Linked DNA regions of Homo sapiens: all the other regions are linked to region 4. The links are chromatin loops, found by intact Hi-C in ENCODE. Cell type or tissue: IMR-90. All regions are shown on one strand. Each heading gives the region's core, and the rest is flanking DNA. Links, peaks and the distances in the headings are about the cores only.

Region 1 (8,303 bases), core at 2,254-7,253, 110 kb after region 4:
TGCACCAAGCGGACCTAATAGACATCTACAGAACTCTCCACCCCAAATCAACAGAATATACATTTTTTTTGGCACCACACCACACCTATTCCAAAATTGACCACATACTTGGAAGTAAAGCTCTCCTCAGCAAATGTAAAAGAACAGAAATTATAACAAACTATCTCTCAGACCACAGTGCAATCAAACTAGAACTCAGGATTAAGAAACTCACTCAAAACCGCTCAACTAAATGGAAACTGAACAACCTGCTCCTGAATGACTACTGGGTACATAATGAAATAAAGGCAGAAATAAAGATGTTCTTTGGAAAAAATGAGAACAAAGACACAACATACCAGAATCTCTGGGACACATTCAAAGCAGTGTGTAGAGGGAAATTTATAGCACTAAATGCCCACAAGAGAAAGCAGGAAAGATCTAAAATTGACACCCTAACATCACAATTAAATGAACTAGAAAAGCAAGAGCAAACACATTCAAAAGCTAGCAGAAGGCAAGAAATAACTAAGATCAGAGCAGAACAGAAAGAAATGGAGACACAAAAAGCCCTTCAAAAAATCAATGAAGCCAGGAGCTGGTTTTTTGAAAAGATCAACAAAATTGATAGACTCCTAGCACGACTAATAAAGAAGAAAAGAGAGAAGAATCAAATAGACACAATTAAAAATGATAAAGGGGATATCACCACTGATCCCACAGAAATACAAACTACCATCAGAGAATACTACAAACACCTCTATGCAAATAAACTAGAAAATCCGGAAGAAATGGATAAATTCCTTGACACATACACTCTCCCAAGACTAAACCAGGAAGAAGTTGAATCTCTGAATAGACCAATAACAGGATCTGAAATTGAGGCAATAATTAATAGCTTACCAACCAAAAAAAGTCCAGGAACAGATGGATTCACAGCCGAATTCTACCAGAGGTACAAGGAGGAGCTAGTACCATTCCTTTTGAAACGATTCCAATCAATAGAAAAAGAGGGAATCCTCCCTAACTCATTTTATGAGGCCAGCATCATCCTGATACCAAAGCATGGCAGAGACACAACAAAAAAAGAGAATTTTAGACCAATATACCTGATGAACATCGATGCAAAAATCCTCAATAAAATACTGGCAAACCGAATCCAGCAGCACATCAAAAAGCTTATCCACTATGATCAAGTGGGCTTCATCCCTGGGATGCAAGGCAGGTTCAACATACGCAAATCAATAAATGTAATCCAGCATATAAACAGAACCAAAGAAAAAACCACATGATTATCTCAATAGATGCAGAAAAGGCCTTTGACAAAATTCAACAACCCTTCATGCTAAAAACTCTCAATAAATTAGGTATTGATGGGACGTATCTCAAAATAATAAGAGCTATTTATGACAAAGCCACAGCCAATATCATACTGAATGGGCAAAAACTGGAAGCATTCCCTCTGAAAACTGGCACAAGACAGGGATGCCCTCTCTCACCACTCCTATTCAACATAGTGTTGGAAGTTCTGGCCAGGGCAATCAGGCAGGAGAAGGAAATAAAGGGTATTCAATTAGGAAAAGAGGAAGTCAAATTGTCCCTGTTTGCAGATGACATGATTGTGTATCTAGAAAACCCCATCGTCTCAGCCCAAAATCTCCTTAAGCTGATAAGCAACTTCAGCAAAGTCTCAGGATACAAAATCAATGTGCAAAAACCACAAGCATTCTTATACACCAATAACAGACAAACAGAGAGCCAAATCATGAGTGAACTCCCATTCACAATTGCTTCAAAGAGAATAAAAAACCTAGGAATCCAACTTACAAGGGATGTGAAGGACCTCTTCAAGGAGAACTACAAACCACTGCTCAATGAAATAAAAGAGGATACAAACAAATGGAAGAACATTCCATGCTCATGGGTAGGAAGAATCAATATCATGAAAATGGTCATACTGCCCAAGGTAATTTATAGATTCAATGCCATCCCCATCAAGCTACCAATGACTTTCTTCACAGAATTGGAAAAAATTACTTTAAAGTTCATATGGAACCAAAAAAGAGCCCGCATCACCAAGTCAATCCTAAGCCAAAAGAACAAAGCTGGAGGCATCATGCTACCTGACTTCAAACTATACTACAAGGCTACAGTAACCAAAACAGCATGATACTGGTACCAAAACAGAGATACAGACCAATGGAACAGAACAGGGCCCTCAGAAATAATGCTGCATATCTACAACTATCTCATCTTTGACAAACCTGACAAAAACAAGAAATGGGGAAAGGATTCCCTATTTAATAAATGGTGCTGGGAAAACTGGCTAGTCATATGTAGAAAGCTGAAACTGCATCCCTTCCTTACACCTTATACTAAAATTAATTCAAGATGGATTAAAGATTTAAATGTTAGACCTAACACCATAAAAACCCTAGAAGAAAACCTAGGCAATACCATTCAGGACATAGGCATGGGCAAGGACTTCATGTCTACAACACCAAAAGCAATGGCAACAAAAGCGAAAATTGACAAATGGGATCCAATTAAACTAAAGAGCTTCTGCACAGCAAAAGAAATTACCATCAGAGTGAACAGGCAACCTACAGAATGGGAGAAAATTTTTGCAACCTACTCATCTGACAAAGGGCTAATATCCAGAATCTACAATGAACTCAAACAAATTTACAAGAAAAAAACAAAGAACCCCATCAAAAAGTGGGCAAAGAATATGAACAGACACTTCTCAAAGAAGACATTTATGCAGCCAAAAGACACATGAAAAAATGCTCATCATCACTGGCCATCAGAGAAATGCAAATCAAAACCACAATGAGATACCATCTCACACTAGTTAGAATGGCGATCATTCAAAAGTCAGGAAACAACAGGTGCTGGAGAGGATGTGGAGAAATAGAAACACTTTTACACTGTTGGTGGGACTGTAAACTAGCTCAACCATTGTGGAAGTCAGTGTGGCGATTCCTCAGGGAGCTAGAACTAGAAGTACCATTTGACCCAGCCATCCCATTACTGGGTATATACCTAAAGGATTATAAATCATGCTGTTATAAAGACACATGCACACGTATGTTTATTGCGGCACTATTCACAATAGCAAAGACTTGGAACCAACCCAAATGTCCAACAATGATAGACTGGATTAAGAAAATGTGGCACATATACACCATGGAATACTATGCAGCCATAAAAAATGATGAGTTCATGTCCTTTGTAGGGACATGGATGAAGCTGGAAACCATCATTCTCAGCAAACTATCGCAAGGACAAAAAACCGAACACCGCATGTTCTCACTCATAGGTGGGAATTGAACAATGAGAACACATGGACACAGGAAGGGGAACATCACACACCAGGGCCTGTTGTGGGGTGGGGGGAGGCGGGAGGGATAGCATTAGGAGATATACCTAATGTTAAATGACGAGTTAATGGGTGCAGCACGCCAACATGGCACATGTATACATATGTAACAAACCTGCCCGTGGTGCATATGTACCCTAAAACTTAAAGTATAATAAAAAAAAGAAAAATAAATAAAGAAAAATGAAGTTGGGTGTTAAGGGGTTTTCTTGTGTTAAACAGAATATTTTCCATACATATGTGTGTATGTGAATAGATATATTTCTCTGTATGTAATCAGAACTAGAGGTCAACTTTCTCTAGTGTGAATTAAAGAGTAATTAATACAATACTGTATCCTTTGGGTCCTTTGGATTCCAAAGGACCAAAGAAGCTGAGGAATAACAGATTTAAGAGGTTTGGATGTTGCAAACTCAGATAAATTCATATAAAGTGTAATTTTGTGGGTTTCTCACTTATCAGATCTAAAGACACAGCATTCTTTGCTAATGTTTCAGTAACATTCAACTATCAATAAGTATTTTCTATGGTCATTCTGTGCCGAAAACACAGAATCAAATTTCTCCCACCTACAGTACAATCTGGAATGTGAGGATTGTGGGGGCAAAAAACTTCCTTAACAAATGATGCTAGCAAAAACCAATAATTGTTTTCTCGGGCAAAAGGGATTTAAATCTAAAAAAAAAAAAAAAACTTTCTGAAAATTAAAGCTAAATCATTAGTTTTGCACTCAATAAAGAATACAGCCAAGCATGGTGGCTTGTGCCTATAATCCCAGATATTTGAGAGGCTGAGGTGGGAAGATCGCTTGAGGCCAGGAGTTTAAGACCAGGCTGGGCAACATAGCAAGATTACTGTCACTACAAAAAGAGAAGAAAAGAAAGAAGAAGACGACCTTCTTCTGCAGGGTACAGGCTTGCTTTTTGGGAGATTATGTGTAGAAATATTTCCAAACTGCCACCAACATAGTTCTTTGGCCATCTCCTTATATCTCTGAATGAATGTGTGATTAGAAAAAGCATTTTTATGTTATCCTATGCTAAGTATAATTTTAAAAGCAAGCATATGGCTGCAAAAAAAAAAATCACTTAATAGATGATGCTACTTATCCAGAGGTTGGGAGACAGGAGACATAAATTTCTCTAAAGCTTCTTCTAGTTCTAACATTTTCTTTTTCTGTGTAAAACAATCTCCCCCACTACCTTATTCTACTGGTGTGCATGTTGATATTATAAAGACACGGCAAATTATTGAAATTTGAGTCTCAAAAATGCATCTAAGGATATGAGATGTGCCTGGATATTTAGCAATGCTGGCTACTTACTTGTTATAAATCATCTAGAGATATTACAACTTTAAATAGTCCCCAAGGGCAAAAATGGCCATTCCAGTGGGGGAAAGCAAAAATCTAAGACAAATAGGAATTAGTCAATCGTTTCTCCCCAACCAAACCAGTGATGAAAGCTACAAAAAATACCTTCCCTGGTTGAGAAACATCCCGTCATTTAAATTGCTGGGTTAATGAATATCGGCCTTCAAGAGGAAAATTGAAATGTATTTTATCACAGACTAGTTTATGGATGTGTGTGTTTATGATATCAGCAGAAATTTCTGAGATGACTGAAGAACTAGCTCAGGAAATGGCCAAGAACAAAGGGAGACGAGGCCATCAGAAACCCAAGCCAAATCATGTCCTGAAATTTAAGTTTCCGGGCAGAATCCTCTCTTGCAATTGCTGACATTGGGAGCCCCGGTCGGAACTGCAGAAGCTGCTGCCTCTAGAAAGTTTAAGTATCTTTTTCTTGCTAGGTTTGTTATTATTACTATTTTTTCTTATCAGAGAGGTTGTGTCTCATGGTTGAGAATTTAAAGAACCTCTTTGCTGAAGTTATGGGTACGTCCAGTACCGATGGAGGTATAATGGTGCCCTCTGCTGGGAAGAGTCAGTAATGCTACCCAGTGAGTTTTCTACTGGGCCTGAAGTAATTTTAGGTGCTGGTGGAGGGATGTCAAGGGTGTTTCTGGAACAAAAAGTTCCGAGAAGTACTCTGCAAAAAAGTAGTTACAAAACCCCAAACCACATGAAATTAGCTTGATTCTGAGTTGACAGTGGAATCTGAAACCAGCTGTATTTCATCCTAAAATGTTAGCGCTATAAACCCTTCATCAAACCTGGAGACAATTATTTTCTCACTATCTGGACAAGACCACATTTCCAGCGGCTGAATTTTTCCAGGGCCGACTTTGCCTTCCCATTTTCCTTTTGTAGAGCTCCCCTCTTGCAGACTTGCATAAACAAGCCTCACTCAAGAATGAAAGATGCTATGAGGCTGAGCCCCCATATGACATTCTGTAATTTTGCTATTAAGAATCATAAAAGGAATTTGTCACAAAAAGTACACACCACACTGACATGCCTTGGCTCCTTAGAAATGCATAGTAAGGCCAAATATCGATTTTTAAAATGTCATTTCAGGAAGTTCAGGAAAACTGCACTATTTCACTAAAGGTGTAGTTTCTTATTTTTGAGACGGAGTCTCGCTCTGCCGCCCAGGCTGGAGTGCAGTGGCGCGATCTCCGCTCACTGCAAGCTCCGCCTCCCGGGTTCACGCCATTCTCCTGCCTCAGCCTCCGGAGTAGCTGGGACTACAGGCGCCCGCCACCGCGCCCGGCTAATTTTTTTGTATTTTTAGTAGAGACGTGGTTTCACCGTGGTCTCGATCTCCTGACCTCGTGATCCGCCTGCCTCGACCTCCCAAAGTGCTGGGATTACAGGCGTGAGCCACCGCGCCCAGCTAAAGATGTAGTTTCTTACTTCATTTACCAGTTCTGGATCCGCAGCCGAAATATTTAAACCATCTGTAACTTAAAGTAGCTAAAAAATAACTAAAGGGCAGTAAAAGGAGACTGTAGCCATGTATTGCATGCTAATTGCACTTCTAGTCAAAAGCATACTGTTGGCTGGACCATCTTCAGTGGCATCTTACTCTGTAAGATATTAGGGAAACATCTGTTTATTGTTATTCATTTATTTTGTTGAGACAGGGTCTCTCTCTGTTGCCCAGGCTGGAGTGCAGTGGTATTATCTCGGCTCACTGCAGCCTCAACCTACCGGGTTCAAGCATCAGCCACCTCAGCTTCCCGAGTAGCTGGGGCTATAGGCACGCACCACCACACCCGGTAATTTTTTGTATTTTGTAGAGACGGGATTTCACCTTGTTGCCCAGGCTGGTCTCAAACTCCTGGGCTCAAATGATCTATCTGCCTCAGCCTCCCAAAGTGTTGGAATTATGGGTGTGAGCCATTGGGCCTCAGCATGTTGTTTTTGAGTGTTGTCAGAGTAAGATGCTGGGTTTTCCAGGGAAGCCAGTGATGTCTATCTAAAGTATGATGTTCATCTTGAAGGAGCTTATAATCTAAGAAAGGAGAGAAGACATGTATGGGAATGATGAGAATTGATTATAGCATATGCAGCTGACTATAGTAATTCAATAAAAGAGACCTGGATTCTCTGTAGTTTAGAGGATGAGGGCAAGATCTTTCCCAACCGGAAAAAACTCTAAATGCCTCTTGGATGGGGTGTCACTTGAGCTGGGACTTTCAAGTAGATTTTTAAGTACTTATTTCTCTTTGGAAAAATAGAAAGATAAATAAAATAAATAGATGAGCTTTTCCTTTTTGCCATCTGGCCCACCTTGTGGTTTTACTGTTTTATCTTAGTTACCTTGGTTGATTTTGAGGTTTTAATCATAGGATTCCAATGCTCTTTTACTCAACATGGAGAAAACCATTTGTTTGGGGATTGATTTGTACAATGTATTCTGCAATACTTTAGATTCTAAAGAATGAGGGCGAATTTTTAAAAATTGGGGACAGGTTCAATTTGTGTGTCTCTCTGCAAACCTCGTTCAAGATGTCAGATGAAACCTGTGGGGGTATTAGCTTTCTAAAGGTGTTGTTCCATTATGCTCTAGCCTTATAGTTATTAGTTCAGAACAATGGGTCTGAACTCCAAAACTGTAGCACTGCACATTTCCCTGCAAAGAGGGACAATTATGTCATTGGAATACAGAAGAAAACAGCACTTTTTTCTCCTCCCAGGAATGATGTCACTGTGACACTAAGAGTAGCAAATTCCTATCTAGAAATCCAACTGTGTTCACTTCAGAGCACTAAAGAAGCTCAGTGAATAAAATCAGGTGCCAGTCAAAAGCTATACTTCTTTGTACCGCTAGGTGAAGATTGCATCTCTCAATTTCCCCAAGGGCTTTCCCAGTAAACACTCCCCTTAAAAGATTCGGTTTTGATGAAAGAAAAGAGAACACAATAGTATTCTCTAAGATATGATTTAAAAATTATAAATATATTTTTCCCGAGGGAAAAAACTGCATGTAACCATTTTTTAAATTGACTTTTAAAAGATATTGGCCATGTTACATATTCTATATTAAAAGATTAGTAAATTAAAAAAAATCTGTGTACATTACTGAACATAACCACAATACATACTTAGGGTCAATATGCTTAGAAAAAAGGCCTGGTACGGTGGCTCACGCCTGTAATCCCAGCACTTTAGGAGGCCAAAGCAGGTGGATCACTTGAGGTTAGGAGTTTGAGACCAGCCTGGCCAACATGGTGAAACCCCGTCTCTACTGAAAATACAAAAATTTGTTGGGCGTGGTGGGGTGCACCTGTAATCCCAGCTACTTGGGAGGCTGAGGCAGGAGAATCACTTGAATCCGGGAGGCAGAGGTTGCAGTGAGCTGAGATTGTGCCACTGCACTAGAGCCTAGGCAACAGAGTCAGATTCTGTCTTAAAAAGAAGAAAGAAAGAAAAAGAAGAACTTGGTGCACAAAAGAAATAATACAGACAATAAACTTGGCTGAGTACCCAAATAAGTTTTCTTTCCTTCACTGTCTCATAGTTACTCTTAAGATGTTC
Region 2 (8,303 bases), core at 2,213-7,212, 290 kb before region 4:
TATAGTCTAAAACTTGACAAACTGATCGTTTATATAGAAGCACAAACGGTCAAGAATAGCCCATATGGTCTTGTCCGAAGAAGAACGTGATGGGAGAACTTGCCTTTCTAGAAATTCAGAGTATTCTATAGCTCTAATAATTAAGACTGTGACATAGTGCGTAGAGATAAAGAAGTTGACTAGGTTAACACAAGATATAGAGCCACACATCTGGAAATCTGATTTCTGGAACAGGTAGCATTGAAAATCAATAGGGAAAAGGTACACTTTTCAATAAATGATTTGGTGACAATTTTTTATCCATATGTAAAAAGTTACATACAAGTTGCTTGTAAATCGATGATAAATCTAAATGAAAAAAGCAGACTATAAGACTTGTAGAATGTAATATAGGAAAATAATTTCTTTTTTTAAGAGAAAGGCATGAATATCTTTTATTTGTATACTCAAAATCTAGCACAGGGAGGGCAGAGATGAGAACATCTCTACATTGTGTCACATTGAAAAGGTATTATTCATGATCATACAAGAAAAGGTAAAGACAATTTGACATCCATGCTTTCAGTATTTTTGTTCTTCCTTGTGGTTCTATACCTTTTAGTGAGATCTCTAAGAACTCCAGGATGAAATTTAAGGTTTGTTCGTTTTAACAATCAGGAACAGTCAAAGAGATCTATTTTTCTCTAATACTAAGTGGATGATTAAGAGTTGTAGAATAAAGAGTGGGTTTTGAAAAGTTCTACACGTTATAAATAGGTAAAACTTTAAAATAGAAATTTCTCAATTACACATCTCAGAAGGTAGGATCCGCTTAGGTCCTTAAAGGACATGTGGATTTCTTAAATAAGACATAAAATGTACAAATGATTAAGGAGAAGATTGATAAATATGGCTCCTTTTATTAATAAATTAAGAACTTTTATTTACCAAAAAACATCATAGACTTCCACTTTAAGCCATACTAATTTTCAAACTGGGCAAGCAAGGTTTCTGTTTTATGAGGATTTTCTTTCACCAAAAAATATGTTGATGCAATGCAACTGCAATCAACTTGCTTTCTCACCTTAAACAACTACAAAACTGGACAAAATATAGGAAAACAACTATTTTTAGCCATTGGACAATAGGTGTAAAGTTGTAATCCATAAAAAGAAGAGAAATAAACAAGGTGGGTTCTGTGATTGCTCTGGCTTTCTACCTGGAGTCACTTTCTGGAATATCACACAGTATTGGGGAACTCAAGTAGATCATGGCAGTCTCTATAAATTGAGGAAACAGAGATCAGAGTTCAGGAAGATTGGGCAGCTAAAATTTGCAGAGCAGAGTACTGGAGAGGAGAGAACTTGCAGAGACAGAGCTCTAGAAATATCCATGGACTCCTTGAAGTTTTGGCTCAACTGCATACACGTAGGATGAGATTCCATAAGAACCACTACTAGAGAGTGGTAAGCTGCACAATTCTCAGAGTTCACATGGGGCTGACCAACCTGAGTGGAGAGACCTCACAAAACACGTGGGCATTCAGTAGAGACCTAAAAGTGCTGAGCATGTGATTGAGACCTCTTCTTAGTAGTAGATAAAAACTGGCCCTAGACAAACCTAAACCCACCATAATAAAATTTAAAACCAAGCCTCGGAAGCATCGAACAGATTAACATATAATCACATGCTAAATAAAAACTCAACATTCTTTAAAAGAAGACAACAAAATCTGGAAAACAATGTAAAACTCATAATGTCTGGGATCTATTACAAAATTACAAAAAATGCAAATAACATTTAAATATGACCCATAATCAGGCAAAAACTCAGTTCATAGATACAAGCCCCAAAATGACGGAGATGATGTAATAAGCAGAAGACAAGGACTTTAAAACATAGTTATTATAAATATGGTGAGCAATTTCATAATGAACATAATGAGGAGAAAAATGGAAGATATAACAAGAGCAAAATTGAACTTCCGTAGATGAGAAATATGATTTCAAAATTCTCTTGGATGGCTTAATAGCAGGTTAGACACTGCAGAGGAAAATATCAGAGAACCTGAAGACATAGCAATAAAACCATTCAAACTACAGCACACAGAGGAAAAAGGGCTGAAAAAAGAAAATGGAACTTCAGTGACCAGTGGGACAATATTAAATAGTCTAGCATATGGACAGTTGGAGTCCCAGAAAGAGAGGGAGGCAGGAAAAATACTGGAAGAAATAATGTCCCCAAATTTTCTGTATTTAATGAAAACTATATATTCAAAGAATCTCAACAAAACCCAACCAGGGGAAACACAAAGGAAATCATATCAACGCATATCATAATCGACTTTCTGAAAACCAGTAATAAAGAAAAAATTAAAGAAGCAGATAGGGCAAAAAGACATGTTATATATAGGAAATGTTGTAAGAATAACTGCTGACCTCTCAACAGAAACAACAGAAGCCAGAAGAAAAGGCACATCTTACAGGGCTTAAAGAAAAATTGGTCAATCTAGAATTCTATATTAATGAAAATATACTTCAAAAAAAAGTGAAATGATAATCTTTCAGACAAACAAAAGCTGAGAGAATTTGTTGCCAGCAAGTCTGTCCTACAAGAAATCTTAAAGGATGTTCTTCAGGCTGAAGAAAAATAATACCAGATGGAAATGTGGATCTACACAAAAGAATGAACAGCACAGGGTGTGGTGAATATTTGCGTAAATACAAAATAGGCTTTCTCCTTTGAAAAAAAAAAACCACAGTTCTGTAACAGATAATTGACCGTTTAAAGAAAAAAAAAGTAATGTATTGCAAGTCAAGTTGTCTCCTACATAGAAATAAAATGTATGGCAGCATCAGCACAAGAACAGGAAGGGGGACCCAGAAGGCTCCTGTGTGAATGTTGGCACACTATCTGTGAAGTGTCTTGATGGTATTTAAAGTGGAGTGGGACAAGTGAAAGATGCATATTACAAACCCAAGAGTAACCACTAAAAAACTAAAAGAGGAATGACTAATAAGCTCACTGTGGAGATAAAGTGAGGCAGGAAAAGAAAAAAAAATAACAAATTGAGACAAATAGAAAATAAATAGAAATCTAGTTAGATTTAAACCCAACCATATTTATGATCCCATTAAGTGAAATGGTCTAAATATTCCAATTAAAAGGCAAAGATTGCCAGACTAGATAAGAGATGCACTTTAAATATATTATAAAAACAGGATTTTAACATGAAAGGTGCAAAAGCTGCCACATAGTGTGTGAAATAAAAACCCAAAATTTGGGAGAAGATACTTGAACCTCAAGAAATTGAAGAAGGATTATTATCCAGTGTATAAAAATAACTCCTATACGTGAATAAGAAAGAGGTAAATAATCCAATAGAAACAAAAGAGAAAATATTTATGGAAGAACTTCACAGAAGAAAAACCAACCAACATATGAACATATGCCAACTGTATCATAATCGGGAAGTACAAATTAATCTAGGACAGAACAATTTTAATTTAATATATACCTACGAGATTTTAAGAAGTGGAGCAATAATGCACTTCTGCACTGTTGGTGGTGCTGTAAACTTGATCATTTTCTTGGGAAAATATGTTTGCATTATCTCAAAAACTTGAAGATACACATGCTCTATGACTCAGAAGTTCCATCCTAAAGTACAATCCCTTGAGAGATTCTTGGGCTTGTATATCAAGAGACATGAACATGAATTAAAAAGCAGTATATTTATAACAGCAATAAAACTGGTTACAACCTAAACATCCATCAACATTGCACAGATAAATAAAGTTGCAATATATTCACACAATAGGAGACTATACTACAATAAAAATTAATAAACTAAAACTACACTCAACAGCATACATGAATTTTAGGAACATAGTATTAACAAAAGTAAATTGTAGAATCATACATTAGGATGATTGTGTTTAATTTTCAAAAAATTCCTCTCATACATGACTCATACAATTATGGGAGGAATGTGTAGAAGGAAAAATTATTCAATTCACAAAAGAGAACCAGCAGGATGGCAAAGCTGCTTCTAAGACCACTTGAGGAACAGAGATTTATGTAGTCGCGAGAAGGCTGAAATGCATTTGCAAAGTTAAGAGACAAAACTGGTTATATCCCACAGGGCAATAAAATAATAACCTTTGGGGTTATCTTCTCTACCCAGCAGAAATACATTTCATCTATACTGGAAAAAAAATGTGCAAGTCAACATGTAACTTTCCAGAGCCTGGGCCCTGGTCAATAGTAGATAAAGAGAATTATAGTCATCTAGAGAATTTAATGCTCCTTGATTAGCCTGTTGGGTAATGTTCCAGTATGGCATTGAAAGGACACGAGGTCAGTTGTAAGTTGTGTGTACATTTTTCTTAACAATTAAGTTTATAAGAATTTCAAAAAACTTAAAACCAAACAATATTTTCACAAATACAAGTGATAAAAACTACAAGCAAGAAATGACAAACACAAAATTCAGAATAGGATTTACCTCTAGAGCAGTGGTTCTCAACTAGGGGTGATTTTGGTTCCTGTGGACATTTGGCAATATCTGGAGACTACTGTGGACATTTGGCAATATCTGGAGACTACTGTGGACATTTGGCAATGTCTGGTTACTACTGGGGGAGAGGGTGCTACTGACATCTAGTGGGTAGAAGCCAGGGACGACGCTGATGAACATTTGACAATGCACAGGACAGCCTGTACAGCAAAGAATTATCTGGTCTCAAAGATTAGTAGTGCTGAGGTTAAGAAACCTTGAGAAAGGGAGTGAATTTGGGGTGAGGCACATAGGGAACAAAATAATGGTAACATTCATTTTCTGAAATTGATTCAGTGATGCAAACACATGAATGTATTTTGAAATGATTTTAAAAACATGTAGTTTTTTAAAATTTCTACTCAATAATTAATAAACACAATAAAGAAGAAAATGGGACTGGATGCGGTGGCTCACGCCTGTAATCTCAGCACTTTGGGAGGCCAACGTGGGAGGACTCCTTGAGCCCAGAAATTTGAGACTAGCCTGGACAACATAGACCCCATCTCCACAAAAAATACAAAAATTAGCAAGATGTGGTGGCACATGCCTGTAGTCCCAACTACTCGGTAGGCTGAGGTGAGAGGATTGCTTGAGCCCAGGAGGTCAAGGCTGTAGTAAGCTTTGTTCACGCCATTGCACTTCGGCTTGGGTGACAGAGTAAGAACCTGTCTCAAATAAATAAGAAGAAAATGTTGGGTCAACAGAACTTTGGACTCCTTGGACATGCAGGTTGGGGATGAACTTTCTGTTTTGAGCAATTGGATAAATGGTGGTACCATTTAAGACTACGCTTTTTTTTCCTAAAAGAAAAGGCTGCTCAGAACCTATTTCTAGACACTTAGCATTTTATTGAGACGGAAAAACAGCTCTTCACAATTAGAAATATTGTGAAGATGACCGTAAATGCAGACTGCATTTGTGAACTACGACAAACCTACTAACTTTGAGATTTGTGAGTCAATGTCGTTTTAAATCCTGCTGGCCATGAGTCACTGTTTCACCTTCCCTTGGGGAGAGTCAAAAGAGTAAATCCAGCAGTGAGGCCGAGACCTTTTAGCACTGGAAACATCAAATGAGCAGAGGCCCCCAAGATGTCACAGCTCAGGCGCCCGTTAGCTGGCTTCAATGCCCTCCCGGAGCTAGCTGGCAGCATGAGTCAGCGTCAACTAGAGGATGGAGGCAGGTGAAAGCAATTCCCAGTAAGCCCAAAGCCCAGACCAATCAGATTCTCCAGGGGGTGGGCCTAGGGCATTTCTGGCTTCATTCTGAACTCCCACATAAGTTCGTGGTTACCCTGGGCTTTAAATGAATGAAAATCAAGTTTTCTGTGATTACAAACAAATGCTATATTTGGTGCCACAGGTGCAGAGAGCTGAAGGTCTGCTATGTGTATCTTATACTGGAATGAACCGGAGGAGACAGAATGAGATATGGAATTTAGGGAAACGTGATCTTTTTTACTTTTGGATTATGCTCTGATTTCCCCCTTAACCATGTAGTTGAATTTTCACACATGATAACAATAATTTTTCTTGCAGCAGATGGGGCCTTTTATGAAAGGGGTTTGCACCTTATTTTATCTTTCATAAGTCTAAAAATTATACGTAAAAACCCCAAATGTGAGCAGCTCACCTAAACTCTGCCAACCCTTTGTGTTTTTAAACAGCCAACCCGGAGGCAGTGGGACTAGTCAAGTCTTAAAAATGTGTAATGACCCTCATTACAGAAATTTGAAATGCTGTCCAATCTCAACCCAAATTTTTTTTGGGGAAAAAGTCTGCCCAATGCTAGGTTTGGGCACAGCAGGATGATACGCTGTGAGTCCAAAGGCCAAGCCAACAGCAGCTCCACGAAGGTAGAGCTCGCTCACGGTTCATTCCATTTAAAACATGTGCCATATTTGAAAATGGGATCCCTACCTGAGTACACTCCCCTGGTAAAGATAACAGCTGTGGCCTTCATCTAATAGGATTGTTTTCCTGGATTTCAGCAGAGTTTTGAAAGTCTCAATATATAAAAGATGAAAAAGAGGGAAAGATCCCTTTCAGAAGTAGCCATCATGCTTGGGAAAATTCTTGGGTCACAGAATGGCAGAGACTGAAAAGTTTTCTACCCTGAATTTGAAGGACAGGAATGTATGTAATGAAAGACTGGGTATTAAAAGAATTCTGTCCCACCCGTTAAGTCCCTGTGTGATCCTGAAATTTTCTCCTCCTTGCTCTTGATCCACTTTCCTATTTTGTGAGATAAGTGTTTCAGACCTGTAATCTCTGGGGTCCCTTCCATCTGTAGCACTCCATGATTCTAACAGCTAATGAAGTTTCATCTGCCAGAATATTCTTTCTTCTCCCACTTTGCTTGCGTTTTAGGGTTCATATGAAGCTATAAAAATTGTATCTATAAGGCTTACTGCCTATAAATTTTGCTGTTAGCCCAATGTATGTGAAGTGGCTCAAATGAATTTTGGCAAATTTTGGTGTGGGTCATTGGACCTCAGAGATGGGAAGTGGTGATGGAAATGGAAGAAATGAAGGGAGATTTAGCCCCTTCTTTGGGTTTGTTTAAAGGCCAGTCAGTGCACAGAGAAAATGATGGATGAATAGGACAGACCTTACCCAGACTTCACAGAGAAAGACAAGACTGGGCGTGTACTTGGTGCTGGGCAGAGGACAGCAAAACCACTCCATGAATGTCTGGTTTGTGGGAAGCGAGCATGGCTGAAATTTATCATAGTCCAGTTGTATTGCTTATCTATTGCTGTGTTTGTGTCTCGTGGCATGGCTTAACTGGGTCCACTGCAAGGCTGTATCAGAGTGGTGGCCAGGGAGGTCGGGGCCTCCCAGGTGCAGGTGGGGGTTCTTCCCAGCTCATTCAGGTTGTTGGCAGCATGCAGTTCCCAGCAAGTTGCTGAGCTGAGGGCCCCAGTTTCTCCCAGGCCGATGGCCACTTAGCCACATGGTTCTGTCCACAGGCAGCTCGCAACATGGCAGCTTGCTTTTTCAAAGCCAGCAAAGAGAGAGGGAGATGCCAAGGAGACGGGCACTCTGTCAGGTACAGGTAATCATGTCCCTCCTATCACCTTTGCCATAATGAATCTAACCACTCTATAAGAGGCAAGTTGCAAGTCCTACCTACACTCAATCAGAGGGAGTTACACAAGAGCGTGGACACTGGGGCCGAGGCAGGGGGGAACGGGGAGCCACACTAGAGCCCATCTGCCACACCAGCTACTCCCAGGGTGGTCCCTGATAATTAATTATGTAATCAAGCCACTAATCCACTAAACAGACATCCACTGGGCATTTATCATAGATTGGCCCTGTGCTGGGTGCTAGAGCACACAAAGAAAAAGAGCCATGGTCCCTGTTGCGGGAGTACCCAGATGAGGGGGGGATGCCAGCTTCCTCCCACACTTCAGTTCTGCTGTTCTGTGGGTGACTGCGGTGACATTGCAGCTGCAGCTGTGCTGAGCCTATGTTTGGCACTCTCCTCCACTCGGGACTGCTAGGCTGGCTGGGAGCTCCTCAGCCTTCAGAGTGTGTTGTCTCAATGGCCTCCAAAGCTCGCAGCTCCTCCTCTTGGTCACCTGTGGCCGGGCTGCCCCTGCTCGGCCCTGACTCACTTCCCAGGAGCCAGAGGGCCCTCCCCGGAGTCCATCCAGCCCCTTCTCAGAGCTCTTTTCCAGAACCTCTGCTGGTGTGGTAGGTCAGGCTGTGGGGTGGGGATGCTGCATGTTCCTCAAGGTTTCTCTAGACCCAATCCA
Region 3 (8,303 bases), core at 1,120-6,119, 140 kb before region 4:
TCAAAACATCTCTTTGTTGAAACATGACTGCTATTCTATTCTGTTCTATTTTGACATATTGTATTTTTCTTTGTTAAAGAAGTTTCAAGCTTGCTCCCGTGAAAAGCCATGTCTTCTGGTCCATTGCCATTTGCCCAGTTCAATTTAAATAACTCTGTGGGTTGGAGGACTGCTTCCTCTGTTATCATCTCTGTGGCCTGCTACTACTGCTATTTGAAATCACCAAGTTATCTCTGATGCCAGATATCAAATAGGCCTCAGTGAGAGGGGGCACCTCTAATGTTTCAGGTAAGGTTGGAAATTCTTCCCGGGTGGGGCCAGTTACTAACATTTTAAGTGATGGGCCCAGCTCTCTCCTCTGAATGGGACCAGGTATTTAACTTTCTTTGGCTATTTATTTTATTAAATCCTTTCTTTTAAAATATGTGAAGTAACACTCAGGAAAGTACATAAAACTAAATGTATGATAAAATGACTAAAGCATGTAACTTTCACCTAGAAATTGCCATTAACCCCAAGAACCCCTGTATATTTCTTTCCAGTGGTGCCACTTGCCCTTTAATCCTGGAGGTAGCCATCATCCTGACTTTTTATTTTTATTTTTTTGAGACAGCATTCTCACTGTTGCCCCGGCTGGAGTACTGTAGTGTGATCTCTGCCCACTGCAACCTCTGCTTCTTGGGCTCAAGCCATCCTCCTGCCTCAGCCTCCTGAGTAGTTGGGACTACAGGTGTGTGTCACCACACCCCGCTAATTTTTGTATTTTTTTTGTATTTTTTGTAGAGATGGGGTTTCACCAGGTTGCCCAGGGTTTATAGTTTTAACACCTATGAATGTTTCTTTAAGCAAAATAGTTTATTTTGATCTTTAAGTTATGAACCTATATGTGGATTAATACTATATATATATATTTGTTTCTCTCTCTATGTATCTCTCTATATATTTGTTTCTCTCTATATATTTGTTTCTGGCTTCTTTCCCTTAACATCCATGTGGTTTGCTAGAGGTCATTAATTTTCATCAATATTTAGCCAGCTGTTTTTACTAATGTAGTACAAGTGAGTGCTATCACTTTTTTGTTCAAGAAAGACAAGTCAATAAATATTGTGTGTTCTTTCCTTCCTTGTCTTCCTTTGAAGTTTAAATTCAGGAATGCAATCAATCTGAAGAAAGCCACCAAAGACAGAAATAAATAGGCCATGAGATACTCACTAACGACGTTGGCTTGTCCGGTGAATATGGTGTACTGGAGCTCGTAGGAGACCACGCTGAACTCATCATCGGAGGTCCAATGCACAGTGATGGTGTCATATGAAGCTGTGCAGAGCTCTTCTCTAATTGTGGGAGGGTTGGGAGCTGTGGGGGTCAAGAATGCTTATCAGTGGAAAAGCACACACAACTGGGATACCATTTCAGAGGAGATGTTTGACAGTTAAGCAGGTCCTTCTCAATAGGTCCATCAGGACTACTATCCTAGAGATGGTGACCCCAATCTAAAGAATATCTGATTGGCTGGTTATTGCTTTTGTTTTTAATAAGGAGTGTGACTAGAGTCAGCCAGTATGGACTTTCTGTGTTTATCATGAGATCATGAGAATATGTTTGGGAGGTTAAACAAATAATACTTTCTTGTGCATGAAGGAAAACTTGTCAAATAAAAAGTAAACAAGATAAAGTTTCATAGCTGCATTCACTTTGGGAGGTTGGCTAACTTTTTCAGTAAAGGCCTTGATGGTAAATGTTTCCAGCTTTGTGGGCCATACAGTCTCTGTTGCAACTAGTCAACTCTGCCATTGTAGCATGAAAACAGTCACAACTTATACATGTGGGCATGGCCAGGTTCCAATAAAACTTTATTTACAAATATAGGTAGAGGGTCAGATTTGGGCTGTAACCCAAAGTTCACCAACCCCTGACCTATTAATACGTGGTGCCAGATACTTATATCTTTAGGCACCCAATTGAAAAAATACTTATGTTTGTTATCCTACAAAAAATCAGCCACATAATTGTTTGAATTTTTCTTTCATTAGATGTTTCGATGACTTACATAAAAAAAAGAACTTACTAGTCCAGCCCTATTTTCTTCTCATTTCTCAACTCATGCGATATTTCAAATTCAGAAGACCATGATTCATAGTCAATCATATCTAAAAGGTACATTTTCCTTCCCCAAGGAAAAAACTTTTTTTTGGCATTTGGTTAATTTATCATTGTAGAAGGCTGCTGTTTTATTTCTTTAACACATTCTGGAGCAGAGAAGTCTAAGTCCTACCAAAATAATGAGTTTAAAATGACTTCTACTGAATTGATTTCAGTAACTGGTTTTATGAGAAGAGTATGTGAGCAAGGAAAATATGAGAAAATGAGTGCTTTGCATTGTAAATAATATTTTAGAGGGAGGGGTTGGCAAACTGTGACTGTGGGCCAAGTCTGGCCCACTGCCTGTTTTTGTAAATAAAGTTTTATTGGAACACAGCCAGATTCATTCATTTATGTATTGTCTATGGCTGCTTTGGAGCAACAGCAAAGTTGAGTAGTTGTGGCCATATGGACTGCAAAGCCTAAAGTGTCTACTATCTGGTGGTTTGCAGTCAAAGTTTGCTGACCTCTGGTTTAGAGAATTGATCCAGGGCCTTTACTTCCACTCTTCTACCCACTAGAATCTCACTTCAAAAGGAGAAACATACCTGCACTCTACAAACTAGGAGCAACCTTTGCTTGTACTATTTCAGAGTTATTTCCTGCTCTAAATTATGATTAGAATTGATGAGTCCTAAGCAAACCCAAAGAGGAAGAAAAGTTTATAAAAACTGTAAATTTAAACTCTGCGTTAGTAGTCTTCACTTTGCTTTTTGAATATACCTCTAGGACAAGTATCACAGAAGCAAGTCTACGGTATTAAGTCAATTAGCTTAGCTTTATCTATTGGTTCTGAATTCCAGAAACATTGTTGAGCACCTCCAACGTGACAGGCATGGCATTAAATTGTGCATTAAGACAGAAGGGTTCTACATAACCTTTAAAGCATTCTTTCTGGAATATGTATTTGTACATCTGTCTCCTGAAGTATTCACATGTGAGATTTAGTGTCATGTGGTATGACTTGGATGTGCATGAATCAGTGACACCAATCAGGATATGCATTCCACGGAGGAGGTCCAGCTGCATCGTAAAATGTGCTTATTATTGTCTGTGTGGTCCCTGTTGGTGTGGGATCACTCCTGCATGGACCAGTGAAGAAATACTTACTCTCTCACAATTTAAACAGTTCATTGAATTATTTCTCCATCAACCATTGTAGAAAAATTTTGTTCTGTATTGCAATATACAATTAAATAGAAAGAAAACGTATGTTCAAAATAGGCAAGTAGCTGTGAGACACATGGTAGTAGCCATAATCAGGAAGGAAATGTCACCTCTATGGGTTATTAACTTGATATACCACTTAGAGGCATGTCATAGGAAAAAAAAAATCTTGTTTTTACAATGAGACAGGCTAACCTTATTTTGACTGTAAACCCAATGAGTTTGTCCTGAGAAGTCAATACTCAATTTAGTGTAAATGAGAACAGCAGCATGCTGCCAATTTCAATACTCATGGAATCAGTACCAGAAGTGTTATTTTCTTGTCTCTGTCACAAACACCACCCAAGGAATGGTGGGCTAATACTCCACAAAGACTTCATTTCCTGCTTACAAATGTCATAAACTATTTGGACTTGGCAGTATCAGCCAAGCATCATATGTTATGGTCAGGATCGATGTTATGTCTAGAAATGGACTGAATTTGTATTTGGGGTTGACAGCTCAGAAGACATAATAGCAGGTACCCCATATGGCCTTTAGTTTGAAATAAACAGCCATCGGGATGAAATATGGTGTATGTTACAATTCAGTCTAAACTACTTTCACAATTTCCCCTTTAATCAATACTTTTGCATTCCTATAGAGATTAAAATGGGTATATGTTGTTGAAATACTATGAAATAATTATTGGGAAATGGCAAGGGCACATTCTTGTCAATAAGACTGATTCTGGGCAGAATGGCCATGTGCCTAGGCAAATACTTAATTTTCCAGTCTTTTCTGTCCCTGGACATGACCTTGTAACACAGATACAGCCCACCAGACATAAGTGGAAGTTTGCTAGGCGGGTCTTCTGATCAAGCTTTTTGTTTTTCTGATAAACAAACTTCACTGGCAGAGCATTTTGTCCATCGTTTCCCCTCCACCCCTTTCTTTTTGCCTAGAGCTTGAGCACAACACTTGGAGGTGGAGTAGTCATGTTGTGATCATGTGGCAAAAAGGCAACACAATGAAGGCGGCAGAGGAGGAAAAAAGAAAGAGCCTGGGGTCTGAGGTCGTCACTGAACCACTGCCCAGCCCTGGAACACAGGCTTCTCTTCTGTGACTGTAATACAAACACTCCTTGATGGTTTTATTCACTGCTAGTTGGATTTTTTGTTGCTTGCAACTAAACTCATTCGCAAATGATATAAGAAAAAGGAGATTTTTAACAGGATGCCACTGTGAAAAACAGCTTAGCTGGAGAAAGTCTAGACCTGCACTGTTCAATACAATAGCCACGAGCTACATGTGGTGGTTTAAATTTCAATTAAATTTAGTTGAAGTTAAATAAAAGTAAAAATTCACTAGCCACATTTCAAGTTTTCAATAGCCCCATGTGGGAGGCAGCTAACGCTGGATAGTACAGATATAGAACATATCTATCATCATAGAAAGTTTTATTGGATAGTGTCAGTTTAAATAAATCTCAGAGTTAAAAGCTTAAATAGGAGGGCATTATGTACACAAATATTTGAAACCAAGTTTAGTTCCATACGGTAAATGCTTTTTTAGTCAATTTCTTTCTTCCTTAATAGGAGTGGTATGTTTGAAAGAGAGAGTTACATAAGATAAGAAGTTTGTGGAATGCCTGCCTGCCTTGCTTGACAATGCAGAAAGGCTAAAAACGGCACATTGGGTCCTCGCAAAGAAAAAATGCTCATCTTCTGGGTACAATGCTCCCTGAATATAGAACCCCTGGCCTTCTATCCACAGACTGTAAAAACAAACATCACACAATGTTCCCTTTCTCCTGCTCCACCTTGTTCAATCGCTTTCTCACAAACATGTACACACAGAATTGGAATTGAGAAGCTCATGTCACGCTAAGTTAGAGACGTGGTCTCTTGAAGGCTGTATGTCTTAAGTGCAGCGCACATCTGGCTTCACTGTGTACATTGTGCTTTCCTGAAGTCGCAGGCACTGGTGGCTTTGGCTAACACGAATAAGGTTGTCTAAACAGTCCAGGTTCTACCAGTGAATATTCTCAGTTCCTACTTTAGAAGTTGACAGCAAAGAAAAGTTTAGAAGCATGCTTAGGAATAGGAGTGGCCTGAGGTTTTTGTTGTTTTGTTGTTGTTTTTGTTTTTTAAGCTCAACCAAGGGAGAAACAAAACAAAACAAAACACCAACCAGGAAGCACACTGAAACACAGCACTAGGAATTCCAATGTAAATTTGTGACCTTTGCCATGGTGACATTTGCCAAGATAAAATTCAGTCTTTTACTAGAAAGAGCAGAAGTTTTTGGAGTTTGTACAGGTCCCAGCCAAATTCTAATTCTGTCATTCCCTAGTTACCTGATTTCCAGCAAGACGGCTGATCTCTGTCATTTGCAAAATGGGGATTATAATGCTTTACCTCAACTCGATGTTGTGCAAATTAAAACAAGATCACAAATACAAGGAGATGAAGCAGTACAGACAACCAATCAGTTAGCTGCCAATTTTTTCTCTGCCAATGTATTGTGAGTTGCTTACTACTATGATATGAAAAATACCACAGAGAGATACTATTTTTAGCACCCACACCTTGAGAGTGAGGGAAACAGTGGTAAGTATGCTTTTAATGGTTGAGATTCTCCTTTTTCTCCTGTCCCCAGTTTAGTAATGGGCTGTGTTGTTTTGATGAAAAAACAAAGGGCAATGCACAGAAATTGTTTATGGAAATATCAGTGCCATTCCTAGGTCAAAAGCCCATTCCTCTGGTTATTGGGGAATAACTGATCTGGTGGCAAAGTGTTTATATCACTAAGTGTGCACAATATTAAAGAGAACATAAAAGACAATACCTGTAAGGTAATCCAGACATTCTAGCAGTTTCTTCTCTCGGGAAAAATCTAAGGCAAAGGTGTCAAATGTGTCATTGAGGTTGATTTCAGGAATTAGAACCTGGGAGGATGCAGTTGCCATGGAGACTCTGTAATGCAAACAAAACAATGTTTCAGAAATGTCAAGATGACTTTCAACATCACTGCATAGAAATGAAAAAGAAAAGGAAAATAAATATCTCTTAAAAAGTGCTTTTTTACACATGAGTTTTAAGAGGCATCTCAAAATGTCACAACACAGTAACATAAAACAAATGAATGCAAGCTTTAAAAAAAAGTGAAGGAATTGGAGAAAACAACAAAATGGCTTGCCCTCTTCCTTTTTACTATCAGGAAAAAAAATTCCCTGCGAAAGCAAAAGAATATTCATATTTCATGTTGCTGTGTATTTAACAGTCTGGCCCGGTCACGTCTAACCCCAGCAAGAAGCGCGTAGCTCTAGGCATTTCTTCACACATCTGTCTGGGAAACTGTTTGTTCCTTTCAGACGCAACCCTGATCCACTTCAAAGGAGAGTCTCCAAAATTTCAAACTGCATAAAAGGCAAAGTGAATATTAAAAAAGAATGTTTCCAGATATTGGATTAGTTTAATCAATTACTAGCCTCTCTCTAAAATAAACATTAAAAAGGGAGTTTTTTGTCTGGCTCATTTTCTTTCTCTTTGTATTCATTTTCTTGCACCATATTCCCAGCAGATGCTGTGGAAAATATTCATGAGCTTTCTCACAAATCCCCCCAGTGGATGCACTATTTCTCTTCTTCATTTAGGTTTTCTGGTTAGAGTTCTCATGTATAAACTAAAAAGCAAGGCACTGGTGTGTCTCAATCTCCTTCTATGTACTCTCAGGTTCATTTGGAAGGTTCAGTTATTAATAATGAACACTTTGATTCAAAAATGCAAGTGCTTCTCTTAAAAACAAGAGAATTGTGGCATGAAGCATACCATTTCTGAGCATATCAAATGATGCTGGACTAGTAATCTTGTTGAGTTTGGTATTTTGTTAAGTTCCATAAACAACACTCTTAAGAGCTATTATATGCGGAGTATTGCGTAGGATGCTGGGAATTTTTGAGCAAAGAAACAACCTTGAAACAATTTAGTACTAAATCTAGTTACTTATTTTCTAATTAAGAAAATTGATGCTCATTTATACAAGGCCACAAAGCTAGCTGGCAGCAGCAAGGAGGAGAATTTCAGATCTGTACTCTTCTGTTTCATCTAGAAAAATTTCAGGCCAGTTACTCCAAGGGTTATATGTCCTTTTGAGTCTCTTAATGGCTCTTAAAGCTTTGGATTTACAAATGTAATATATCTTGGCTCTAAAAATTACATCTGTGGGTATATATCTATACAACAGGATATTATTCAGCCATAAAAAGGGATGAAACACTGACACACGCTACGATGTGGATAAAGCCTAAAAACATTATGCTCTGTGAAAGAAGCCATCAAAAAGGCCACATATTGTATGATCCATTTGTATGAAATGTCCAAAAAAGGCAAAAATTCATAAAGACAGGGAGTAGATTGGTGGTTGCTAGGGGCTAAGAGGGGAGGGGAGATGGGGAGTAACTGCTTAATGAGTATAAGGCTTACTTTTGGTATGATGGAAGTGTTTTGGAACTTGATAGAGGTGGTGGCTACACAACAATGTGAATGTCCTAAATGCCACTGAATCGTGCATTCAGAAGCAGAGTCTCACTATGTTGCCCAGGTTGGTCTTGAACTCCTGGGCCCAAGCGATCACCCTTTGGGAGGCCTTGGCCTCCCAAAGTGCTGGGATTACAGGTATGAGCCACCACACCCAGCCTTAAAATGGTTAATTTTATGTTGTGTAAATTTCACCCATCTAAAAAAGAATATACCTGTAAAATGCTCAAAATTCATAGAAATACAGTTTCTATAGTTGTATTTCTGGCAGATTTTCAGTGTTGTACAGGAGGGAAGGAGAGAGCCTAATCAACAATGTCATAAATGTAATGATACTGGGATTGAAAGATGCAAGTGAAGAGGTCTAAGCTCTGGAAACGAGTTTCAAGTGTCTGAATGAGGGTAGAGAATCTAACTGCATCTCCTGACCCTTTCACCAAGAAGTAGTGAATAGCAGAGTTGAGTGCTTTTGTT
Region 4 (8,303 bases), core at 2,577-7,576:
TCATAAATGTATGAAAGAATTAAATGGTTCTTTCCTCTAGTGATATAAAGTATTAAATGACAGAAAAAAATGTGTTCGAAATCAACTGCGGAAATAATTCATTTTGAAAAGTATTCAATAAAAATGTTAAATGGGAAAAATATGCTAAGCCCGTTTCTGCTGGATGAAGAAGTAAAGCAGAAACATGAAAAGGGCAAATTTAAGGATGATGGGCTGGGAAATGTCCCATCAGCCTCACAGTTTTACTTTTTGTTATTCAACTATGGCAGTTCTAGGCCCAGTAATCTATTCCATCCCCATAAGACAAAGAAAAAAAGACTAATTCTGATCAGCAGAAAACTGGATGGCCTCTAGGAACCTTCAAGAGGGCAGTAGCTCCGGATCAAGGAGAAATGAATGCCTTTAAAGAGGCATCTTAGATTGTTTTGTTAATACATAAAATCCTCTCTCTTTATCATGCAGAAGTCTCATTTCAAAAGGAAAATGCAAGTCAATGAGGATTAGTTTGGCTCCTCAGAGGTCAGAACTAAATATACAAAAACTAATAATATGACACTGAAATAAACAAGAATGTGGAATTGCTCATCCGAAGGGATGATGTAACTAATATTGACATAATTTCCAAGCAGAAAAGCAAAACTAGGTCAAAGCACGATGGCCTAACATAATAAGCATTTTTGTTTCCAGATTTTTACCATGTAGGCTGTGTCTGCAGGCATTAATGTCTTCTGTTATCAATGTTCGGGGCTGTCACAAACAATTCATGTCTTATCACTCTTTGTTAGTTAAACCAAAACAATGTAGTTTATATGTGAACCATTCAATTCTGACAGCTGAAATGTTAGAAAGCGGAGAAATATTCAGAAAGTGTCTCTTCCAGACTGAGAAGCATCAAGCAATAAATATTCATTATCTAATAGTCTATCATGTTTTTATCTACTCAGAAAGTCATACCCCTCTCAATTAATTATTATGACTGTTTTCCCTCTTTTAGTCAGAGCCGTACAAAAAGGGCAGCAACAATCTCATTAGGATTTCACTTTAAACATTGACCACTGAAAAGGAACTCAAGTGAATCACTCACCAAATAGCCAATTTTTCTCTACCGCTTTCCCCATCATATGTTGACTAAAAGAAGTCACGCTTTCTTCTCTCGTCTATTTGTTCCATTTTACCTTCCTGCACTATTTCCTCAAAGCACAGCTGATTAATTCATGGGCTAAATGACTCATCTCATTCCCTAAACTTTCTTTTATATAAATATAATCCTCCTAGTTTTTGCTGTCTGACATTTTCATACTTAACTAAAATCAGAGCAAAGAATATACACATAAAAGAAGCACAAAACCCAAATATAAGATCATTTAACTATTTGGATTTTTTGGACAGTATTTTCCACTAAAGATGATGTAGTCTTTCCTGAGTTGCCTCATTATAAACCAACATTCCATTCAAATTGCCTTGGAATTTATTAGCATATTGAATTATAGCACATGACCTGAAAACATCCAAATTATATCTTAGTAGAAGGCATGTGGTACAGTCACAAAAGAGAATGAGATGGGGAGTCTAGAAGACTTAGCTTCTAGGTGTAGAACCTAAGTCTCCCTCATACCTTGCTCCCAGATGGAGGGTAAAGTGTTTCTTGTGCTAAAACGTCAACCCAGAAATGCTAAACTTTAACCAGTATTCTTAGTCTGGATTCCTAATGTATTTCGTACAGAAGACTTGATCCTATGTAAGTAAATAAATCTCTATTAATAATATTTGGTGGTGCCGTCCATCTATATATTGCTTTATTTGGCCATTCATCTACTTATTATTAACTCAGCAGGGCATTCAATGAATTCCATTTTCCCAGTAACATCCCCCTTCCTCCGAATTGTTTGGGGAAGACCACTTCTAAATACACACAACCAAAGCAACACTCCAAAACTTGACATAGGACAGATACCACAGTCTACCGCATAGACCCTTTGGTAATATATTAGTCCTGTTGTTTCCATAAACTATTAAATGTCCCTGAAATTTCTATTTTGTCATTTTTAACTATAACTTCTGGTCTGTTACACCTACCAGCAATGAAAATGCTTTGTCCGGCACAAATCTTGAACTTCACTATGAAAAATGTGGCCACCATCTACATGGAGAAGGCTTCAGTCTTCTCTCAGACACGCTATCTCAGTTCTGGAGTAACCTTGGGCATGCCACTCACCTGCAAAATTAAACAACTGCACATGGACCTAAGGCCTAAACTATCAGGCTGGGTTCAATGAGAGAAAGCAGCAGATTCTATCTTGGCGATTAGGCTTTGAGCTATTGGAGGGCATGACCCATTTCGTAATCATTTCTGCAGAACAATCAAACAGAGGATAAGCCAAGCTGCTTACCATGTTTTGGGTTGTGTTCTTGCCCAGAACACAACTGAAAGGAATATATATATATATATATATATATATATATATATATAGAGAGAGAGAGAGAGAGAGAGAGAGAGAGAGAGAGACAGACAGACAGACAGACAGACAGAGAGAGACTATGTGTATATAAATGGACTATATATATATAAAACCATATACATATAGTTCAGTAATCATAACCTATGCTAATTTTCTCTACTACTGATCTATTTAGTCCTTGCTGTTTCCCGGACCTTTCTAATGCCCTTTCTTCTTCATATCCCTTCGGATTTTAAGGAGCATTTTCCATTCTCTTTTTTACTAAAATTCACCCAGCATGTGCCTGTAGAACACTTAATGATTCTTATTGTGTGCCAGACACTGGGCTTGGGTCTGGGGATTCAAAGGTAATTAATATGTGACTCTTGCTCTGGAGTAACTCAGTTCCAAGATAAGCAGACAAACGAGTAGAAATATATACACCAACTCAAATACTCGTGTGGATAAGAGGATGCTACAGCTATTTTCTTTCCATTTATTCTAATCCAAGTAGACAGTGCTCAGCATACAAAGAGCATACTTACAAACAACCCAAACCCACAAACGCCATAATTCCCTCTCAACTGGGGGCCTGTGGCTCCCTGGCTGTTACTCACAAAGACCCTAGTGGGTCCAGAAGTTCAGGCAGGTTGCTGAGAAAGAACAAATGAAGAGGTCTGACCCACGGGCAGACACACCAGCAAGTTCTGTCTGCCAAAGGCATGGCCCTGCCCCCAAATATTGTCCCTGAAAGGAAAATCATGTGTTTTGTAGCTCCAGGCTCCACTGCTTGAAATTTCCCCAATTAAAGATTCATCCTAAGGGTTAAAGGGATAAGAGTCATGAGCTTTGGCTCACCCATATTACTTCTTTCCTGCCATGTGGTAGAGACCATTGACTAAAGGAAACAGGAGAGTGGTTTGGAGGTGGGGAAGGGAAGGGTGGGAAGATGAACAATTATGAATTCACTATATATTAGGACAGGCCTGGGGGAGATGCCCCAGTGAGACCAGAAGACATCAGAAGGATGGAGAAAGAAAGGTGAAAACTAGTACGAACTTCCTATTTCAAATATTGCCATGACTGGCCTATTACCAAAAGTATGCCAATTCTTTCTCCTTCTGTTTCCATCCTGTATAACACAGTGGCATGTCCTCAAAACACAGAACTTGATCTCACATTAATCAGATTGATTATTTTTCGCTGGAAAATGCTCTGGGTTTCAAACAACAAACTCCTAAAACATAAAGTATTCCTAGATTGGGGACTACCTATGAGTTACTTTTCTCTATTGAGAAAAATAAATTACTATTTAATAATTATGAGAAATCTGCTTTATGTAAGAAGTCATAAATTTCTACAAATGGACATGTGGGCTAAAAATCAACTAAATTTCACAATTACAAATCACTTCTCAAGTCTCCTAAGTTCAGTAAGGTTTTGGATACCATCAGTTTTTCAAGTGGATCCCTACCCATACAAATATAGATATTAATGAGCATCCATTTTGACCATGGAAAAACCTACATTATGCTACTGGTACAATAAATTGTACACCAGATCAAAAGTTCTTTGAGGGCAGGGGCCTTACCAAAGTCATATTTGGAACCCAGAAAGTGCCCTGGCACATTAATAATCACGTATAATGTGGCAGAATATATTAATTCTGTGAGTGCTCAGTAAATGTCATTGAATGATATAAGAAAGGAAGGACAGCCTTTATATTATATTCATCATAAACACTGGACTGAATATAAGACCTTCAACATCCACTTGTACTACAAATGATCAGCACCTCTTCCATGTTTACTCAGAACCTCTCTTTCATAGCGCAAAGCAGGTAAGTTATTTTCTTTGGTCTGGTTTGTTTTTTCAGGAAAGTCCCCTCTTGGCATTTTGTTCTGCGCCTCAATTTTCTGTGCTCCTACTATCACCTGACCTCCTGGAGGCCATTAACCATCCTGATCTTGTGTCAATGGAATATTTTCCTCCAGAGGGGGAAAAATATTTCGGATCCAGATGGCTCCCTAATATTGTGTCCTTTTTAGTTTAAAGAAATTTTTATAACATGCCAGCTCATAAAACTGGGCAAACAAATTTCTAGAACAAAACCGCTGAGCTCACTTTTGTGTGAAATCAAAGGAATTGATAATGAGCCAGAATCTTCCCGATAAACTGCCTTACATGTAAACGGAGATTAGATTGCTGTTTGACCTGGCTTTATCGCCCTTTCTTTAATCACAGCGTATTTGATATTCTCTTCCTTGAATGAACTCATTTTCATAGTAGCTTTGGTCACAAGATTAAAGAATCGCTAACTAATTGTTCCAAATAAGCAGAGCAATTCTCTCTGACTCTGCCTCGGGCTCCCTGCAGTGAAGTCCGCTGCCTGATCTTCCGACCACGGGAACTTCAAGCCTGACCCCTGCAGGTAGATAACTGAAATGCACACCTCTAATCAGATCCTGGTCTTTCAAAGTCCCATCAAGTTCTGAAAATAAAAACGTTCATACTTAGTACAATAGGGATATTGATGATATTTATATGATATATTGTACTTCCTTTTCATTGTATAAATTGCTTTTGGAAAGTAGCAACCACTTGTTTAAAAATAATTAAATTACGTCTGCAAGATACTCTGGTGCGCTTAGCCATTACTTCTTTTTGCCTATTGAGAAAAATCCAAATGATTTGATTGAACTGGGATCCTCAAATCATGTGGGTTAAAAATGTCCTGATTTGCCCCTACCTTTTTCTAATCAAACAAATTACTCTTTGTCCAGTAACTAAATCCCCTCCTTTCACCAACGCACAGCCCAGGTTGCCATAGCTACCTTGGATGTCTATTTACCACACAAACGATCAAAGCCAGGAGACATCCACATATGCACTTAGCCTTAAAACTTGCTGGAATGTCTGTGGATAACATGCAACTACCAATTAACGGATTTGCTTGTAGCCTATGCGGTCTACAGCCAAGCGAACTAAAAACATGACTCAAAAAAATTATTTCAAAATGACCAACAAGGATCTTTAAACTGACAGCAAGTCTTATGATTATAACATTTGCTGAAAGAGAGATAGCAGAGAAGAAATTAAAATTTTAACATATGTTGAAGACACTGAGCTCTATAAACCATGTGCAAAAACTTAAAACATCTGTTGAAAGGGAACATTTCTCAGATGCATATTTAAAATTCCAGTTAGTTACTGTATCTTTCTATTAGATTTCATAAAAGCTGCCTGATCTCAATGTTGGGAGAAATGAGAACAGAACTGCCTTTTGAACTGTTAAGAGTCTGGACTTTCAAATGAAGGAAACCATACAACATACTTGGGACACAATATACTTGCCAGTTACAGAATGATAAGAAAAAGAATGTCGTAAGAGAGATTCTGTTTTAATCCCTAGAATGCCATTTGAGATCCTAAACCTGCACAGGTAGTCTTTCTGGGTGGGTGAGTATTCATCCCCAGACTTGCCCCTAACTTGCTGTGTCTCTTTATACTTAACCTTTCTCTGCCTTCGTCTCACCATTTGTTCAATGAGGATCAAATTGCCACCTCATTCTCTCCTGGGGATGTGGCAGAGAATAAATAGATCGTGTTTGTAAAGGACTTTCTAATCCTCAGAGGAAAGATTAATACGAAGACTTTCATTATTAAGCCAGATGTCCTTGGGCATTTTAATTCCAATCTAAAGAATGCAGAACGGGCTAACCAAACAGATTCACGGCTTCCTTGAAACAGCAGCATCCTGGCCTTGCAAGAATTTAGCAGCTACGTGACTTACTTTGTTTTAGTAGATCAGAAATACATCATGCACCTTCTTCCCTTAGAGTTTTTTTTCTAAAGTTATCAGGATGTTAAAAACACAAAATATGTCTAGTAGGCAATTTTGCCTAGAGAATCTGATTTTTCCCCCAGCTCAAGAATGAACTATTTGTTCTTCTTGTGTGTAGGGACAATGGGTGGCTTGCCATGTGGGGAGGATATATGCAGTTGCGGGAATGCCACAGGCAAACCTGTTGTTTTCGGCCAGGCTTCTAGAACAGGTGGCCATGCTTTTCCTTTTGCCTGGGAACAGAGCAAATTCCTTCTCAAGGAAGGTTCATAAAAGTTTCCCGTTTATGATCAGAGGGCAGAGACAGGTTGGCACATATTTTAAAATTACTTCCTGATCAAGGTGAATCAGATTTACACTTTTCTTTGGCCTAACTCAGCCGTGGCCTTAGGAACCCTCAAAGAATACTATCCTTCTACACCTGAAGTGGTGGCTTCAGGAATGTTCCTTTTCTGCCAACCTGGCAGAAGCCCAAACCCCTCTGAATCTTATAGCTAGGCAAACAGCCTTCTAATTCTGCGGGCAATTTCTGGCTACCCAGAATTTCTGGCTATCAGTGGCAGGCAGGGGTCTCTTCTGGGCTGCCACACCAGTGTACAACATTTGTGCAGCCCTAGGGACAGATCACTCATCAGCAAAGAGATCCAATTTCATTGCTGAGCTGATGACACACAGGTCTGTTTGATAGTTAACCCTGTAAATCCAGCTGGAGCTGCCGGGCTGAGATGACAAATTGGCTGGTGAATTCGACTCACCCTGCCTGGATGCAACAGTCAGGTTTCCCCAAGAGAAACTCAAATAAAGTAGGGATTAACCCATGCCAATAACACTGCCATCTCATTCCTCCCTACATTCTTGTTCTGACTGCAGTGGAACAACATGCTAGATTCTGGAAACTGTCCTCGTTCTTTGGATGAACAATGATCCTGTCTCTCTCCTTCATCTCCTCCCCTGTTCCATCCCACCCTCTTTCAAAGTTCTGAACAGGCCAAAAAAATTAGTAGACATACGTAGCTGTGAGATGAAAAGTTGCCCATTCATTAAATAACTAAGGAGTTCACTATATGTGTACTTGTACCCCTAAAATTTCAATACTGGGCTGTTTTCCAACTTCACGTAAATGCCACAACAAACTAGGCATGGGAAAAACCATTCCAAGCTGGGGGAAGCAAACCTTAGGCATAAGGCACGGAGACTGCCATGGTTCCTGAGGAATTGTGTGGGAACAGGGATTCTGGAAATTGAGCTCAGACACCACCGAGGAGAGGACAGGTGGCTCTGCACAGGATCAAATAACTTCTTTGTTCCAGCTAAGGACCTTTGTCAAAAATGTTTTGCGTTCCTCTTTTTCCTTTTCAATCCTTTCCAATTACCCTTCTCCTTCCTTTTCCTCATCCCACTTTAGTAGACATTAAAAGTATGAGGTTGGACTGTGAGTTTGCAGAACTTAAAGACGTCCTCCCCACAGTCCCTACCAAGGCAAGGGCAATTCATTGCAAGCAGACGGCACTTGCTCCTCCGCAAGTGTTTTTCTGCACTCACTGAAACTTGCCAAGCCTGCTTGCTGAGCGAACAAGCGAGGGGGCAAGAAGGCGGAGGGTTTGCGCTGACCATTCGAAGGGGGCTCTGCTTCATCTCCCAAGGCTGTGGGAAAGGGACAGAAAGTTCGAAACCCCTCCCCTGCGCTCTTAAATGGAAAGCTCACTTCCCCCAAAGTGTGCAGGGTGGCGAGCACCCAACCCACTTAGAAGAAAAAGTGAAGAGCTTTTCCGGTTGCGATACAGATGCTAACTTTCCCATCCAGATTTATTCAGAGCTGGTAAAAGCAATAGCATTCCTCTTGAAATCCCTGCCCTTCCAAGCCTATTGGCATGTTTTTCCAGCCTTGTTTTCTCCTTATATGAGTATTGTTCTTGATATTTAAATATTGACATAAAATTCTTCCATAACTTTGATTGAGTTGTAAATCACACCCTCTCCTTGGCTTCCTACATCCACTTTTTCTTTCCTTTTCTTGCTTA

The links. Hi-C counts contacts between places; a loop is a spot of excess contacts. Peaks named below come from ENCODE experiments on the same cell type or tissue, not always from the same donor. Only the 100,000 strongest peaks of a DNase experiment are listed, where the experiment ranks them.
Region 1: it touches region 4 in a loop (4-fold over the local background); 8 of 110 quality-filtered maps call a loop at or near these places.
Region 2: it touches region 4 in a loop (4-fold over the local background); 7 of 110 quality-filtered maps call a loop at or near these places.
Region 3: it touches region 4 in a loop (3-fold over the local background); 10 of 110 quality-filtered maps call a loop at or near these places.

The regions. Positions count from the first base shown.
Region 1 is chrX:10,717,682-10,725,984 of GRCh38, forward strand. It overlaps a transcript of MID1 not described here. Among named protein-coding and RNA genes, the nearest start is that of MID1, 100 kb to the left of the region's middle. RefSeq lists a silencer at 5,148-5,442. In IMR-90, for the core only: a CTCF peak has its summit at 5,292 (motif pointing left); a DNase peak (open chromatin) is centred at 5,270.
Region 2 is chrX:10,322,181-10,330,483 of GRCh38, forward strand. No RefSeq gene overlaps it. Among named protein-coding and RNA genes, the nearest start is that of CLCN4, 170 kb to the left of the region's middle. In IMR-90, for the core only: a CTCF peak has its summit at 4,645 (motif pointing left); a DNase peak (open chromatin) is centred at 3,631.
Region 3 is chrX:10,468,485-10,476,787 of GRCh38, forward strand. MID1 (midline 1) reads right to left here. Exons shown (of 10, transcript NM_000381.4): 6 at 6,139-6,266; 7 at 1,213-1,356. Among named protein-coding and RNA genes, the nearest start is that of MID1, 150 kb to the right of the region's middle. In IMR-90, for the core only: no CTCF peak of the experiment used is centred there; no DNase peak of the experiment used is centred there; H3K27ac peaks cover 649 bases.
Region 4 is chrX:10,611,264-10,619,566 of GRCh38, forward strand. The region is part of intron 1 of MID1 (midline 1); the gene reads right to left. Among named protein-coding and RNA genes, the nearest start is that of MID1, 5.2 kb to the right of the region's middle. RefSeq lists an enhancer at 1-719. In IMR-90, for the core only: a CTCF peak has its summit at 4,864 (motif pointing left); a DNase peak (open chromatin) is centred at 6,968; H3K4me3 peaks cover 1,130 bases; H3K27ac peaks cover 802 bases.